Regions from separate parts of the Homo sapiens genome. Here region 1 is linked to region 2. A link is a contact called in ENCODE Hi-C or POLR2A ChIA-PET data. All regions are on one chromosome and are shown on one strand. Each heading gives the region's core, a stretch centred on a gene start or an enhancer-like site at or near the end of the contact. The rest is flanking DNA. Distances are from core to core; before and after follow the strand shown.

Region 1 (5,839 bases), core at 1,728-4,227, 340 kb after region 2:
GTTAGATAGCTTTTGTCTCATTAGCAAGATATTTATATCAAATTTTCACACCTCTTCTCATTTCTCTACATTCCTGCCAAATAGCTACCCATTTCTTGAGACACAAACTAAGTGTTGACCTTGAAGCCTTTCCTTGCCAACCTTTCCTGTCCAGTAGAAATTACCTCTTTAAACTTTAAGCCCCAAAGTAGACCAAGACATCTCTCTTAGCACTTAGTCTAATTTGTTTACTCACTTGGCTTTCCTAATTAAACTGTGAACTCTCTGGAGACTTGGCTTTCCTAATTAGACTTGAGAACTCTCTGACCAGCACCATTTTTATCATGGGTGTATGAAACACTATTCTCCATGCTATATAGTAGGTTCTCAACAAATGCTGGTTGAATAAAAAATATTTGAATGAATACATCTAATGCACACAGTGTGCATGGAACATGCTATGGTGCTTCAGAACTCTAGTCTGTTTTGTGAGCTTTGGCCTTCAACTGTAATGACTTTCCCTTTTCTCTGCCTGGCAAAATTTTTCTTTTCCTTTATATATCTGTTTAATAGTCAATTATCCTGTAGAATGTTTCCTGCGGTTCCCAAGAACTCTTCATTAATCCTTTCTATTTGTCCAGAGGTCTACTAGCACTTACCTCACACTAGAGTTATTATTTATGCATCTGTTGGTCTTGTTCTCTTAACGGTGACCTCCTGGTGGGTGAGGACTCTGACTAGTTTAGATTTTACCCTATGTGCTCAGTGTAGGCCTGGCTCAGAGATGGTGCTCAATGAGAGTGTCTGTCAGACTCCTAGTCTAGACCCTGATGTTAATCATTTGTGGAAGTGTGAAGACAATACCGTACTTTTGTAGTCCTCAACATCCAATTTAAAAACTGAGAGACTGAATGAGAACTGTAATTCTCTTCTGGTTTTAGATTTTTTTTTAGCACAGTATTGCTACTTTTCACTGCTGTGTATTTTGTTCTTGTCTGGATTTGTGTCTTTCTCATTTACAGCTTTACTTTTCTTGTCTTTGTCTTATTTATTCATTCAGTTTTTTTTTCCTCCTAGTGTCACATGAATACATTTAAACCGTCAACTACAAAATTATGAGTTGAAAGAAGTAATTGTTCGATGTATGATCTTGTCAAGTTACTTAATCTTTCTATAGCTCTGTTTCTTCATCTGTAAAATGAGAATAATAACAGTATGCACCTCATAGATTTGTTGAAAGGATTCAATTATTGATTATTGGTAAAGCCTTTTGAACATTGCTTGTCACATAGTAAATGCAATCGAGTGCTTAACACATCTCTGTCCTCCATTGTCATGATCAGCCAGGAAAAAGACTGAATGTGCTGCTTTCCAGATTATAAAACCCCTGAATTTGACTAATATAGTTATCAGCAAAACTTTCAGGGAATTGTACTACATTTTTATCACACAATCTAAATAATAATCCAAATATTTATTCTAAATACTTACTCTTATACTTGCACACATGCCATTCAAAATTTATATATGGTGGAATATTATGTGGTTAATTCCCTAGTAATCTGAAAGGCAGAGTGTAGCTATTACAATGAATAGTTCTCTAATAAAAGACTTTCATCTTGCCAATTCCATGATACTTTAAAATTAGAATTACACAGTTTTAAGGGCCAGTGTAAAATGTATTAGAGTCCAGAATATGAAAGGAAGAAGAGGATTTTAGAACACAGGTTTGGCTGGATTTATACAGGCCCCCAAAATACTTTTTGCAAATAAGATACAGATTTGCTATGTAACCCTATTATAACAGTATCCAAATGACATAAGATATATTAATGAAAAAGTAGTTTGTTTCAAAACATTTTAATATGTGCTACATTTGTCTATCCTATGCCTGACGTAGAAATATCTTTTTCAAGACCGCCTACCCTATTTGTGTATAATGTGCCTCATTTTATGGGAGCCATTACTATGTGTTCACTACCAAATGAGATGGTATGTGTATAAGTTGGGGTACAGGAGATACAACCATAGCAGTTAAAATCTTATACAAGGAAATACAAGCAGTATTTAATTTTTGGAAAAAAAAGTTTAGGAAAAAATTATGTTTTCCATTTTCAGGGATTAAACAGCATTCTAGAAAACAAGACAGACCATGAAGAGTATGGGAAGAAACAGGAAGGCCTATTTCCCGGTACCATACCCAGAAGCTGTATAATAGGGTAAGTTATTTGACCTCTTTGTTCTGTGTTCTCCTCATTTGTCAAACAACATTTGTGAACAGTATTGCTGGTGGAGAAGAAAATTGTAAGAGAAGAGCTCAGGAATCTCAGATGAGAGGCTATTGTGATAGTCTAGGTGAGATTTCATACAGCAAACACAATTCACAACTTTTACAATGTCCTGGCACTCACTTGTTGAGTAGGGATACATTGTTTTATTAGATAATAGAGGAGGAGCTATTATTAGATAATAGAGGAAAGACCTTTTAGCTCCAGAATTGCCTTTATCTTCTTATCAATAAGCTGCTTAAAATTCTTCTTTTAAAGATGACTTCTATGGTCTTATGTGTATTTTGTAGTAAAGGTGAAAATGTGACATTAGTAATCTTCTTAGTAAATATCACTTCCTCGTAACCTTCCTAATAAATACCATTCCCTTTCTAGCAGAAACAAGTATAAGTGAATTAAGATGATGAGGAAGGATGTGGTGGGACTTGTGGTGAACAACAGCATGTGGACCTTCTGAATTCTCCTACAGCCAGTCCCTTACACAAACCAAGAGCTCTCTGGACTTTTATAACAAAAGGGGAAACTCCAGAGTTTTATGTTTAATTTCCTTAATTTTAAAACCCTGTGCAGATTGAGCAAAACATTTGCAGAGCATGTCTGGCTAGTGGACCCCTCTTGGTCATATTGTCTGCAGCCCATGCCAGTGCTGCTGAGATATTGGGCAGAATCTTGACCTCTGCAAACCAGGAGTAGCACATGAGCAAGCAAGATATACTTTGAGAATGGAAATTTCTCTGAGGAAAGTATTTCCTTCTTGAGAGCCAGCCAGCCTGTGGTGTCAGATTAGTCATATAGAGGAACATGTCAGATAGACTAGGCCAAGTAGAACTTTAATTGAGCCAGGTGCCTGTGGTGGGTTGATTATATTAGTGTTCACTGTGGCCACTCTCCCCTGGGCCCTCGGGCACACTGAGAGACCCCTCTGCTTGTCTCTGTGCAGGTTCTTATTCCATTTCCCCTTAGTAACTATTTGACAACTTCACCACTCTTTCAAGCCCTTTTACTTTCACTGTCCTCATCTCTGTTAAAACATGAATGTATTCTTCCTCTTTGTGAAAACGAAGGCTAGCAATTATGAACTTCTTTATTCTGGACTCCCACTGTTCAAATAAAGTGACATTTGCCTTTACTATCACTTCTTTTCTCCAGTCTCAGAAAAACGGAAGCTTTTTTTTTTTTTGTCTGTTCATGGTCAGTCCCACAGCTTTTGAGCTGGTCCCTTTTCATCTCTTATACAATCGCTATCAGCCCTTCCCTTTTCTGTATTTTGAATCCACAACCCAAACGCCACCTCTACCGGCTGTTCCATATGTGTGTGTATGTACGCCTCTGTCTCTCTATTACTACAGCCTCCTTCCAGTGGTCCATAAACAAGTTCTTGTATTTTCTAGGTTAAAAATTAAAACAAAGAAAAGCAAATGCCTCCCTCTGATTGCTTTGACTCTGTGTCCTCCCCTTGTTTCTTTTTCTCTCTCCTGCTCTCTGCTGTTCCTCAAAGAAGAGTCTGCTCTCAGGGAGTTCAGTTCTTTGGTTCCCACTCATGCCGTAACCCTGGCCATCAGTATGCCTCACACACAGGCCCTCTGCAAATACTCTGGCAAAGTATGTGTCTGATTGGTAATGCATATTAAAAACATATCTGCTGTTGATGTGATATCTGGGATTTGCTTCTAAATAATGCCGGAAAGGGAGAACTGGGTGGAGGTTAGGGTGAAGTGAAATTGGCTATGCCTTGATGGTTTCTGAATCTGGGTGATGAGTCCCCCTGGCAAAACCCTGGATCCTTCAATTCTAAAACTAATAAGTCTTTTTAAAAAATCTCTCAACTTATTTGATTTCTTTGTGGCATCCAACCATTTACTGCCATCTTTGTGACAAACTCTTCTCCCTTAGCACTTGCATCTCGCTCTTAGGTTACCCCTTCTCTCTGTTTTAGTCTCTTTGTGGGTTTGTTTTCTAATGCCAATTCCTTAAACATGGGTTTTCTTAGGATTACGGCTTTAGGCCCTTTCCTCTTCTTACCTGCCCACAGAAGCTGAGAGAATAATTTCTCTTGAGTTCAACCACAATCTAAGGAATATTGACCATTTAATCTTTATCTCAGTATAGTTTAAGTCACTGTTCCTCAGTTTCATACTTTCAGAATATTTTTTTTTCAGTATTTTTAGTAGAGACGAGGTTTTGCCACGTTGTCCAGGCTGGTCTCAAACTCCTGACCTGAGTATATCTGCCTGCCTCTGCCTCCCAACGTGCTGGGATTACAGCACAGTTTCATATTTTCAATTGTGCTTATCTACAGCAACATTTCCAAAACAATACTATCATTATCTTCCTATTCCTCTCAACCTGATCTTTACTCTCAAATTACACTATCCCAAGAGTCATCTTTTTTAGGAAGATGCCCCCTCATTAATCATGCCTTCCTCAAAGCCAAGTAGGAGCTCCCTTCTTTCAGCTGGAACATTACAGTGCCCTGTTGCTCCCATTCTACATGTTGTTTTCTCTTCCTATACTTCCCCAAGGCTGGACCAAACATCAGATTCATATTGGTATTCCCACCCCCAGTATAATATAGTGAACATCAACAATACACATTTGTTGGAGTTATTAATAATGTAATCTTGGAATTTAGTGCTAAAGGGATCATGTAGTTCAGAGTATCTCAAAGAACAGCTCAGTGTTCAGGGCCTGAGTTTAAATCCTGACTCTGCCAATTATTAGCTTTGTGATATAGGGAAGTATGTAAAAACTCACTTAATGCTCTTTTTTTGAGCTGTAACAAATGAATGCCCAAATTACAAATAAAAAAAGGAAAATTTAGAAATGTAATTTCTTTTTTTTTACATTTACTTATATAGTTTATTTTGTTTTCTTAGTTCTTTTTTTTATTATACTTTAAGTTCTAGGGTACATGTGCACAACGTACAGGTTTCTAACATATGTATACATGTGCCATGTTGGTGTGCTGCACACATTAATTCGTTATTTACATTAGGTATATCTCCAAATGCTATTCCTCTGCCCTCCCCCCACCCCACGACAGGCCCCAGTGTGTAATGTTTCCCTTCCTGTGTCCAAGTGCTCTCATTGTTCAATTCCCACCTATGAGTGAGAACATGCGGTGTTTGGTTTTTTTGTCCTTGAGATAGTTTGCTGAGAATGATGGTTTGCAGCTTCATCTATGTCCCTGCAAAGGACATAAAGTCATCCTTTTATATGGCTGCATAGTATTCCATGGTGTATATGTGCCACATTTTCTTAATCCAGTCAATCATTGTTGGATATTTGGGTTGGTTCCAAGTCTTTGCTATTGTGAGTACTGCCGCAATAAACATACGTATGCATGGGTCTTTATAGCAGCATGATTTATATTCCTTTACGTATATACCCAGTAATGGGATGGGTGGGTCAAATGGTATTTCTAGTTCTGGATCCCTGAGGAATCACCACACTGTCTTCCACAATGGTTGAACTAGTTTACAATCCCACCAACAGTGTAAAAGTGTTCCTATTTCTGCATATCCTCTCCAGCACCTGTCGTTTCCTGACTTTTTAATGATCGCCATTCTAAC
Region 2 (5,234 bases), core at 552-3,051:
ATACTATTAGGATAATGTCCTCCAAGAAGTAATAATGGCATTAGTGTAATTGCATCTTAGTATTACCTGGATCATCTGGACTGGGTCAGTTACTTCCTGCCCACAGAAAGGCACATCTGCTCTCTGAACCAGGAGTGCAAGGTGGAGACCCCCTTGCCCGAAGTGATGTGCCAGAGCCTCTTTGACTTCCTGTTTCACATACTTCTTGCTCAGCCTGCTGTGTGGATAACCTGGAGTGTCCAACACCTGGACCTGCAGGGCTACCTCTAGCCCACCTCGACGCATGAAGCTGTGGAGGTGACAACTGCGGCCCAGGCTACAACATGTGGTCACAGAACAGGGAGCAAAGCTGCTGTGAAAGTCTGTGCTTCCCAGCAGAATGTTTCCAGCAGAACTTTTTCCACTCTGAGTCATGCCAAAGAGGGCCAAGTTGATGATCATCTTGTTGGGGTCTGTCATGGCTGTAGGAAAACAAAGGCATAGCACGCATAATTAGGCTTCTACATTCCCCCAATGTAAGTTTTCTTACCTGGCCTGGTTGCACTCCAAGTACGATTTTAGATTTGTTTTCCCTTCATTCGTAGTGACTAAAGCATGGAGGAGGACTGCTCCACTAAAGTGGAGATCCCCCAGTGACAGAAGGGAATGTGGAATAATTGTAGTTTACAATGAGAAGGGAGAGAGAAGTCAAATACAGATAAGGAAGGATTTAGGAAACAGAAAAAATCCCAAATTACATGAAGATCATAAAAACCATGTTTAAGAGAAATATGTTAACTCATCAATGTGGTAGGTGAGTTGGTTTAGGAAAAGGTGTTGAAGTTCCTGAGCTCAGGGGCAAAGCTAGCAGTAGTATTTAAAAGTTATTCACTATTGGAGAAGTAAGAATAGAACAGTAGAAGAAACAACCCTTCTTGCTTTCTAACAACATCCCCCATCTTCCCACTTCCCGACCCACTGCCTGAATACACAAGTGGTATCTGCAAAAAATCATCCTTCCTGATTTCCTGAATGCTTCTTTCCTATGAAATATGAATAATGTTAAAGAAGACTTCTGTTTCTGCTTACCAAATTTTTTTTTTTACAACCAGGGAACATTGGTGAAAATACAAACTACTTGTAATTTCTGTTATAAAATAATTAATAAATCATCTCTATGTTCCATTAGTGTAAGTGTTGGCTCTTTAATAAAGAAAGTAAAGCCTAACATATTGGGCAGCTCAGTTAGAAGGGGGGAGAATCTTGGGAGAATCTATTCCATGTACAATACCTGTACAGTGGCCGATCCTTTGTACACTGCATGATCCCCCATAGCATTTTAAGGTCATTAATCATTTTCACTAGATTTATAAGCAGAGTTACTTGCCAATTGCTAAAACTGCCCACGCTACCAATTCAGAAATAAAGACATTTTAATATTGCATATTTATTATTTTTGCCTAGATCTTGTAACTTTATTACACAGTTTTAAGTACCGCAGGTCCTTCTTGTCCTTTAATGCCCCTCACTCCATTATACCCACACGCTAACGTGAACACCTTGAAGGAGCTTCATACCTCCATAAAAAGACACTCATTTTGCGGGTCCCTCCAGTTCACACCAGCTCTCCCAGCTCATTCAGTGGTGTCAACTGCAGTGAGATGCAGTCAATTTCTTTTTACTCCTAAATCAGGGTGTAATGTTTTTAGAAAATTAATTATTCAATCCCAATCCATTTGCTATATTTCGCTTACCTTTTCCAGTCTTGAAAATGCTTTCTCCACAAAGACGTCTCTCGCCCTGGCACAGTTGTTCTTTCATATGAACTTTCACCTTCTGATAGCGTTATTGTACCACTCTGGGACTGACACCGTATGTATTTTATTTAGTTAATTTATTGCCAGACAGCCTCTTTATAAATGATTAGTTGTCTTCCCCTAATCAGCACTGACTTTTTTATGACACTTGACAGACTTGTAATTTTAATAGGTACAGAAATATTCTATTTTTAGTATTTTTTTATTTTGTGCATTTCTTATAAGTAACAACTTATTTATAGCATAAGGAAATGCAATATGGGTATTAAACAGAAATTAGACATTCTTTAGCAATGATTACAATTTTTTCATGATCTACAATTAGATCATGACTTCACATCAGTATTTAGTTCATAATACTTTTCAAATTTTTAAAGATAATTCTTTTTGCTATATTCATATAATAAAAAGTATTATTTTATCCTAATTTATGAAACCACTGGAATGATTATATCAGCACATGTAGCTTTCATATCAATTAATGATAGTATATTTAAGGAAAGGAGTAAAATTAACTATAACTTGAAGTCAAATACATTTTTTCTTAAAAACTTGAGTTTTATTTTCTTACTGAAAACTCAAATTTTATTTTTTCTACTTCTTAGTGTATTACCCATACTGATCCAAAATACTTTCTTGGTGCTTTTAGTAGTATGGTTATAGTCTGATTCATCTTCTCTTGTATTTCTCAAAAAGTCGATGAAATATGTATTTCTGGGTGAAAGAAACTTGGAGACATCTGGAGTGCCTTATGACTTCACGGGCAGAGAGTTAAAAAGTCTTCTTCCTGTGTAGCTGTGACAAGGAAGGCATGAACTGCCTTCCTTCATCTGATAAACACATTGGGCTTCTTGAATGAAGTGGAAAGAATCTCCCCCAGGTGGCAGTAGCAGCCTGTTTCCTAAGAAGTGATTTTTGAGCCAGGATTTATTTTAATTTTTCTTCCTTAAACTGTAAACGGACATTCTTCAACCATCTACATAAACACATATTAATTGTGTTGGGGATTTTTTGAAGAAGAACAAAGCCAAACTTTCTTTCCTATGTTCCTTATAGAACACAGCAAGCATAAGCTCTTAGTTTTTCAACCACCCCCCTGCCCGACTTCAAAGTTACAGTTTAAATCATTTGCTGAATGCAACAGCTGACTGTTAAAAAATAAAGTTCAGAATTCACGAGCATGATTATAAGTTCCAGTAAAATTGAAATTTTTTTGATAATTTTTCATAAGTCTAACGCAGGTTTTAGATTTGAGTCAATTTAGAGGTCTTATAGCAGAATAATTTATTATTAGATGATGTTGAAAGATTGATTTTTTTGAATCAAGGTGAAAGAACAATCTGAAAAATTACATTTTCACCGACTTGGCTAAATATGATGTAGTAGGGATAAAAAATGTATTATCTTTTAACAGCTGGCTGCCAAATTTCTCTTAGGAAGGATACTGTCTGAGAAAATTGTTTAATTTAGCTACTTGAGGTAGAAAACGGGATCCTGAGAACAATAGCTAAACTCACAGAAAGTATTGTAACAGCCAATCTGCTGGCGAAGGGAAAAAGCCAAGAAAAGAGTAGAGAAGATCAGGGTATAAAAGGAGAGAGGGAGTGAGAGACATAAAATGAGGAAGTGAGAGAGAGATGCAGGGAGGGAAGGAAGGAACAGACAAGGAGAGAATGAAGAACTATGACATTATAGTAGGGCAGAAAGCTAGATCTCTCAGTTTTGTAAATGTAAAGGGCTAAGGAACTATTTTAAAGTCAGCCACATTTACAGTTTTCTTACATGAAGGTGGCTTTTTATTTTTGTTTTGTTTTTGGTTTTGCTTTGTATTTTATTTTATTTTGATGAAAATTAATGGAAAAGTCTAAGTTATACTCCTGTGTTAGCACAGGACAGGCACCACAAAAGTTGGAGATTGTGGGATGACATCTGAATTAAAGTAATTTAGAAGAGGCAGGAAGTTAAAGCTAGAAGGACACTAGTCCCCAGGAACTTACAGAAATCATTAGGAGGACATTTAGACTTTCCACAGTTGATGAAATGAGATATTTTGGTGTAAAGGTGACTCTAGCTGACAAGCAACTATTGTATTTCAAATTTTATATATGTACACACACATACATACAAACATATGGGCATACATATATATTCACATGCATATATTTATGCGTGTTTGTATATACAAGTGTATATATAATTTATAATTTACATGTCTGTATACTCAGGAAAATTGTGTCTCTACTCAAATGAGTTTTATTGCAAGTAGCTCTTGATATAGCAATTTGATTAAAATGTACTTTCACAGTTTTAGACAAGTTCCCATTTTCATTGGCTTGAATGGTTAATCCTTTGCTCTGAAGATATTTCTTTTCTTAATAAAGAAGACATTAAGAGTATTGACCAGATTTTGTGGTTAGGATGATCAAATGGCTTTAACCTTGGATAACACTTAACCAAGTTGAGAGGAACACTGATAAGCCAGTTATGGTTGGTGCTGACTTGATTAACTCAGTCTGAGATAGTTTTAGAATAAGGCATCAGATCTTACTGTTGGATGTTTTAGGACACTGGTCAGCAGTTTAAATTTGGTGGACAGATGGTCTTAATTTGAATGCAGTTTGAAGGTTCTTGAACCAATGAAGAATGGCCATGTCTGGACAGAAATATTTATGGGAATATAAATCTTCAGCCTAAGCTTGGTTGGTTGGTCTTTAGTGAGACTACCAGTCACATCCCCATGCAGGAATGTTCATGATGTTTTTGTTTGGTTTTGTTCTTCTTGTTTGCTTGCTTGTTTGTTTTTCTTCTGAGTATTTTGGCATATAATTATTCAGATTATAAATATATACATTATAAAAAGCATTTAAAAATACAGAAAAGAATATAGAAGAAAATAGAACCACTTTTAAATCTTAATTTCCTGGGGACCATAAGACAGTGTCTCTTTTTGGGGATTGACACAACAGGTACATTTCTTTTTGCAATCTACCCATATACTCCCCCTATTTACTCCTTTTCTTTAACAATCACTGCTGAGAGGAATCACACAATTTTGATGAGAGGCATTAATAATGGGAGTATGTTTAGCTTGTGAACTGTGCGGAGGCAAAATACTTGTTGGCAATTACTTAATCAGGATATAATATTCTTTTGAGAGAGTACTGTATTTGTTTAATTTTCTAAGATCTATTTATAATTTTAGCAATGTTACCAATAGTGAGATGGATTGACAGCTTTTTCTTTTTATCCTATATTTGTCAGATTTTCAGATCAGAAATATGCCAACCTTTTAAAATGAATTAGAAAAAATTTCTTCCTTTATGGTTCTCTGCAATAATTTAGATCCTTTGGCAATTATAAATCCCTGAAAGGTTTGAAAAATCTTCCATGAAGACAGCTTAAGCTGAACAACTTTCTGGAACTGATTCTCAAACAACT

The links. A loop is a pair of places that touch in the nucleus more often than their neighbours do. ChIA-PET counts read pairs that join two places held with the same protein, here RNA polymerase II (POLR2A). Pooled maps may share reads with other maps.
Region 1: a loop to region 2 is called in a pooled map, with 2.1 times the contacts of the local background. The contact joins the enhancer-like site here to the promoter of GIMD1 in region 2. A Hi-C loop is called at or near these places in 1 of 168 maps with a recorded cell type or tissue (endothelial cell of umbilical vein) and 3 of 50 pooled maps. POLR2A ChIA-PET finds 5 or more read pairs at or near these places in 1 of 52 experiments (PC-3).

Annotation. Positions count from the first base shown.
Region 1 is chr4:106,705,241-106,711,079 of GRCh38, forward strand. LOC105377356 (a long non-coding RNA gene) reads left to right here. Exons shown (of 6, transcript XR_939051.1): 4 at 2,098-2,198. Among named protein-coding and RNA genes, the nearest start is that of LINC02173, 270 kb to the left of the region's middle. Within about 2 kb of position 2,978, at least 2 of the 41 ENCODE cell types and tissues checked have a DNase peak (open chromatin) inside an H3K27ac peak, as active enhancers do.
Region 2 is chr4:106,366,977-106,372,210 of GRCh38, forward strand. GIMD1 (GIMAP family P-loop NTPase domain containing 1) reads right to left here and starts at 1,802. Exons shown (of 3, transcript NM_001195138.2): 1 at 1,734-1,802; 2 at 67-461. The coding sequence starts at 459. RefSeq lists an enhancer at 2,534-2,583.